Regions from separate parts of the Homo sapiens genome. Here region 1 is linked to region 2. A link is a contact called in ENCODE Hi-C data. All regions are on one chromosome and are shown on one strand. Each heading gives the region's core, a stretch centred on a gene start or an enhancer-like site at or near the end of the contact. The rest is flanking DNA. Distances are from core to core; before and after follow the strand shown.

The links. A loop is a pair of places that touch in the nucleus more often than their neighbours do. Pooled maps may share reads with other maps.
Region 1: a loop to region 2 is called in a pooled map, with 15 times the contacts of the local background. The contact joins the promoter of STN1 here to the promoter of SLC25A28 in region 2. A Hi-C loop is called at or near these places in 8 of 50 pooled maps.

Annotation. Positions count from the first base shown.
Region 1 is chr10:103,916,819-103,919,771 of GRCh38, forward strand. It overlaps STN1 (STN1 subunit of CST complex), which reads right to left and starts at 1,366. Exons shown (of 10, transcript NM_024928.5): 1 at 1,282-1,366; 2 at 644-838. The coding sequence starts at 776. RefSeq lists enhancers at 828-1,157, 1,017-1,662, 1,293-1,587 and a silencer at 1,328-1,677.
Region 2 is chr10:99,618,749-99,621,870 of GRCh38, forward strand. SLC25A28 (solute carrier family 25 member 28) reads right to left here and starts at 1,691. Exons shown (of 4, transcript NM_031212.4): 1 at 1,297-1,691. The coding sequence starts at 1,587. It overlaps SLC25A28-DT (SLC25A28 divergent transcript), which reads left to right and starts at 2,097. Exons shown (of 1, transcript NR_186534.1): 1 at 2,097-3,122. RefSeq lists enhancers at 917-1,499, 2,083-2,665, 2,666-3,122 and silencers at 1,382-1,541, 2,272-2,431.

The sequences.
Region 1 (2,953 bases), core at 116-2,615, 4.3 Mb after region 2:
TTACATGTATAATGCCTTGTTGCTTCAACTGCTATTTCTATTTGAGGGCCCACTATATGCCAGGCACTGTTCTAAGCCCTGGGATTACAAAGGTGAACAAGACAGATGATGTTCTTCCTCTCAGGGAGTTTATAATATTTTGATTCTGCTTAATTCAAAAGAAAACAAACCCCCTTTACATATCAGGAATCAAAAGATTCCATTACACAGGGTTAAGCTCCATTTTTACAAAGAAACCCAGACTTTGCAGAAGGTGAGTCACATGCCCGGACCAGGTAAGTGGCACATTTAGGAAAGGAGCCAGGCCTAGGAATATCTGGCCCAGCGATCTCTCCAACAGGAGCAGGGCCAAAGAAAAACAAATGAGCATTTTTAAGCATGAAAGACCCTAAATGGAGGTAAAAACCCCAGTACAAAAGTTACTCCCCCAAACACCTACTAAAAAAAAAAAAAAAAAAAAAAAGATTTAGACTGTTTTTTTTACCTTGCAAATAAATGAACTCATGCGAAGGTCCAGGCTAGGTCCCTTTCAAAGCCTGCAGCAGGGAAGGCTCTCCTAAAAGCCTCTAATCCCAGCTTTCTGAGACTTTGGGAAAGGGTGGCAGATGCAGCCCAGGGCATCCCAGGGTGGCTAGCCACATACCTGGCACCTGGCGGGACTCCTTCATGTCCAGGATATCCCTGATGTAGAGTTTTGCAAAGGCTAGAAACACAGGATCCAAACCCCACAAGAGGGAAGGGGTCTCCTCTTCACACCGGCTGGATCCAGGCTGCATCAAGAGGCAGGGCTGTGGCTTCCAGCTAACTCTGAAAGGTTCTGCATCACTGAGTCAAGCATCTAGATGGGACACAGAAATGAGGATGCAATGCGTTTAACGTGGGTCAAAGTGGCACGGCCCTGACGCTGCTCCCAGGTGGGCGTCCAGGACTCCAGGAGGGGTGAACGCAGGGATCCAGGGCCCTGTCAAACTCCATGCCACGGGGCGTGTTAAGAGGCGTTCCTCACGTCAGGACGCCTGCGTTCCTTACGGCTCTCCCGCTGTTCTCCTTCCCACAAAGCACCAACTTCGGAACGGCTAAACATCAACTTTCACTCTGGGAAGATACGTCTGTACAGGCGTAGCAGAAACCGCTTGGGGTCCCGGGAGGAACGGGCGCCCTCGCAGCCCTGCACGTGTTGGGGCATAGTGGATGGGTCTGACTGTCGCTCTGCCCTAAACTTTCCGCTTTTGGGGATGAGCCAAGAAAAGGAGGAAAAAAGATACTAAAAAATGGACCCACTTGTAGCCCCTCCCGCCGCCTGCAGCTCCAGGAGCCCTGAGACCTGGCCCTTCCGGCGCTCGGAGCCGCTGGCGGCGACGACCCCGCCCGGCGCAGGAGCAGTTGGCTGAGGTCGTCTCTGGAGTTCCGGCCTGAGCCCGCCCCCTGCCCCGCCAGGGACCAACCCCGGTCTCCCCGCCAGCGCATTTCCTTTCTGCTGCAGCGCCTCGCCACGGCTCCGCCCCATCTCTCCCGAAGTCCCGCCTCATCCCACCCAGACCCCACCCATCCCGCCGCGGCCACGCCCCATCCTGCCCGAAGCCCCGCCCCATCCCGCCCGAAGCCCCGCCCCATCCCGCCGCGGCCCAACCATCCGCTAGGCCCCATCCAGCCGAAGTCCAGCCCGTTCCGTGCCCCGCCTCAGCGCAGCGTACTTTTGGTTCAGGCAGCGCTGCAGCCCCGCCTTCGTGCTAGCCTCCACCGCTGAGGCCTAGGAGGCGACCTTGAAATTCCTGCAGTTCTAACGCCGCTCTTCTAGTCACCTTTCACCCCTCCTCCTGCTGGTGGCGGGACCCTGAACCTGGGCCTCCTAGAGGTTGGGTCAGGATCAGACTATTTTTCTTTTTGATTCCTGATATGTAAAACAGATAAAAAGTAAGCAGTGCCACGAGTGCATTGTGGCATATTTTAAATGTTCATTTACAGTTGGTAAGTGACCTGACTCACACACTTAGGACTCTAGTTTCACTTGGAGATGTCAATATCTAAATTTGAGCCCTCGAGTGAATGTGAGGTCTTGACTCTGCCAGAGACTAGCCGTGCAAAATCATGACAATACATTTTGTCTCCTTTACCCTTGTTCGGTCTACAGTCTGGAAGGTTGTACACTTAAGAACTTTGAAAAGCTGGCATTTTGGTAAATCATGGCCACCTTGATGGTGCTTAGTCTCCAGAATTTCTATTTTAAAGTGAGGAAAGATAGCCACGTTCCACTCCCATAAAGAGCTACGTTACCCGAGACGTCAGGAATTCTTCCTAATTTACAGAGACTCTGGAAAATGGCAGGGGAGTACAGATCACCCTGGCAGACCATTCCCGGGGGAGGCAGGTGGTGGCCAAAGAGATAATTGCTAAACTATTTATCAGAGAAGGAACTTGGAGCCGCTGGAATGGAAAGTGTGTGTGTCATTAGACCCATGGCATTTAATTACCTCCCCGGCCATTTAAGAAGCTCAAAAACAAGAGTCCTTGGTAAAATACATTGCCCAGATTCTACTGCAATGAACACTAGGAAATGTAGGGTTTAAGATTTAATTAAGAGAAGACACTGGCTGGGCGCGGTGGCTCACACCTGTAATCCCAACATTTTGTGAGGCCGAGGCGGGCAGATCACGAGGTCAGGAGTTCAAGACCAGGCAGGCCAATATACGGAAACCAACCCCCTCTCTACTAAAAATACAAAAATAGCCAAATGTGGTGGCGTGCGCCTGTAATCCCAGCTACTCGGGAGGCTGAGGCAGGAGAATCGCATGAACCTGGGAGACAGCGGTTGCAGTGAGCTGAGATCGGGCCATTGCACTCCAGCCTGGGTGACAGTGTGAGACTCTGCCTCAATTAAAAAAAAAAAAAAAAAAAGAGAGAGAGAGAAGATACCTTCTCTTATAGGAGGAAGGCCCTTGCAAAGAAAACACAC
Region 2 (3,122 bases), core at 441-2,940:
CATTCACAAAGCTTAATGAGCGCTCCCCCCATTTCCTTATCCACATTCTAATGAAAAACATGAAACAGTACTGGAACCAAAGGGAAGTAAAAGGGATCTACTTTGCCTTTCCCAAGTTGATTCTCTCCTCCTTTTGAATACATAACACTTTCCTGATTTGAAGAGAAAACATACATCAAAAAGCTGCCAGGTCACTGTTTGACTATTACCCTTCACATGTAAAGGAGGCATCGGTCTTTGTCATATCAACAGTCCCCTCTAGTTTACCTCTCCCTCAATTCAGTCCTCACCTTTAATGGCTGGCACCTTTACTAATGTACAAGAATAAGAACTGTAAAGAACAATAATCTGTTTCTTTCTTCACCCAGCTTTCTTCAGAAGGACCTGACTTCAGTACACATAAATCATCCTGCTTGGTTGTGAATGCAATTAGTTTTACTTTCACAAGAATCGTGTCCTCTTGTTGATCTCTTTCCATTTTCTTCATACTTACATCTACTTTCTAATACCGTCACACTTCCTTTCTAGGCAACTTCTCCCTTTTTGCCAACTTCAGGTGGCCAAAGAAATATGCTATCAGTTTCATCTCTCTTGTTTGGAGGCTGATGTGCTCCCTGAACATACAGTCCTAATCCCAGCTCAATTTTCATGTTCAGGAAATAGGTGGGGTATCATGCTTGCTTCACAGAGAAACTGAAACCTATTCCTGAATACGATCTTTCCCACATTACTTCCAGTCTGGAATTCTGCATTCTCACTGCACAATGATTTCCAATCACTCATGTGTTAAGATTTAACATGTAAGTCCTTTATCTAGCTGAGAGATCCCAGATTCGGGTTCCTGCCCCGTCAGTAAGGGAAGATACAGCAAGGAGTTTGTAAAAGCACTAGCCCAGAAAACATCTCAAGCCGTTAGATCCATTTCAGGGTCTGGTTCACGCCAGTTGGCTTCACCTTAATCGAGTTAGTAGCACTTACCTGAGCTTCGGGATACCCCATCCCACCCTATTCCTGTTTAGTCCCAGGTGGGGTCCAGGGCTTTGGCTGACAGATTTTCGATCCTGAGTCCCGATTCAGATTTCACTGACGGTTAGAAATAGGTCCTGGTTCCTGACTGGGATCAACTCCCAGCTGGGACCTTGCTTGAATGGAGTGTCGGTTCGAATCATGTGGTAGTGGCAGGAGCCAGGAAGGAACCCATGTCGGCTCCGGCTCTCAGCCGGGATCCTGGCTCCGGACAAGACCCAGGGGTCGGGTCAGCCCCAGGTCGGGTTCGAAGCCGGGTGCAGGTCTCACCTTGACGCAGTCGATGGGGTACATCACGCAGTGCTCCAGGATCCCTGCCACGGCGCCTGCCACCATGTGCGTGGTGACAGTGGCTCCAGCCGGCAGCGCCTCGTAGTCCGGGCCGGAGTCCGGATCTTGTCGTACCGGGGGCCTGCAGGCCCCGGCCTCCCCGCCGCCGGCCCCCCGGCCCACGCCCCGCTGCAGCCACCCGTCCAGCAGCGCCGACTCCCCGGGGCTCCGCCCGGGCCCTGCCGCCGGCCCCCCCGCCACACCGCCAGCACCCCGCCCCTCCAACTCCATCCACCCGGGCCAGCTGCGGCGCCCACCCCCGCCGCCGCTGCCACCACTGCCGCCGCCGCCCCCCGGCCCCGTAGTGTCCGCCTCAGGCGCGGCCCAGAGAGCCCGGGGCCTCCGGCTCCCGCTTGGCCCCGCGGACACGCCCCCCAAGCAACCATTGGTGGAGACGCCAAGTTAGACCCACCCCTTTCCTTACGTACGAAAAATCAGCCGGTAGTATTAGCGAAGTCGCCTGTCATTCCTCCGCCCTGAGGCGTTGCTAGCGCCTACATCCCACCTTTTCCCCTTTGATCTTAGAAGCTTCTTGTTTATTGGTCACTGATTGGCCGACATGTGCGATCAACCCGCCTCTGACTTTTAGAAGGGCGGGAGAAACTTAAGGCTGAACTTTGATAGGCTCAACCACTCTTGATACTTTGACCGCGGCCATTGGCCCGCACCACGTCGGTCCCCGATTGGCTACAGAAAGAGCGACGCGCCCAGGGACTCTAGGGGCCGACTTCGGGCCCCTCACTAGCGCCTGCAGAGCTGCGGTCCCTGTGCGCGGGATCGCGTCGGGGGCGGGGCGGCGACAGGCCTTCAACGTCAAACTGCTGACGGGCGCCGTTACGACCCGCGCTCCCGTGCGCTCCTCAAATTCTGAGACGCGTGGCTGGAGAGCGGGCGGCCCTGGCCCCGGAGAGCCGTGTTCCCGCGGGATCTCGTCGCGGGCGTGAGGCGGGGCCGGCCTGGGCCGGTCATCCCTGGCTGGCGCGACCCGCAGCCTGTCCGGGAAGCCGTTGCGACATGCGGGCTGGGAACCGCCTCACCTCCAGGGGGGACCGCGGCGGCCCGCTAGACTCTGGTCGGGTCTGGAGTATTGGGCCCTCTGGCCGGACTCGGTGCTCCTCAGGCCCCAGCGCCCGGCACTGAGCCTCGCATCCACATTCGCAGAGTAAACCCAACAAGTGTTGAATGAATGAGGTTCCCCGGGCCCCGGCTGTCACTGGGCTCTGCGCCAGGCCAAGAGCCGAAGGCGGGGGAGGAAGATGTCGAAATGGGCGGGATGATTCACAGATGACGGCCGGTGGCGAGGCGGGGCTGGAGGCCGCATCCCAAAGGCAGCAGGGAAGTGCGGCGGCTGTGGGGAAGCTCGGACGCACGGCCTGGCCGAGTCTGAAGCATCAGTATTTTGTCCCTGAGCCGGCGCGCTGATGGGTCCCCCGCCTGGCGATGAGGGCTTCTCCCTCCCTCGGGTCAGCCCGGGTCCTGAGAGGCAAGGCCAGCGATTCCCGGCCTTAGGACCTCCTGCTCTAGGGAGCACGGGCGTCTTCTTCCATTTGCCTTCCCCGAGCGTGTTGGCACAAGCTGCCCGCGGTTTCCAGCTCTGTCTTCTCTGTTTTACCCAGATGATGCAACTGTGGACTTCTCCATCTGTTCATAGGTTTTCCTTGGATAGGAAAGATGTTTTCCTTTTTTCTTTCTAAAGTTTAGCTCTTCTCTGGGCTTCCTTTTTAAAAACTTTTTCTACTCTCTTCAGCAGTTGTTATTAACCTTTA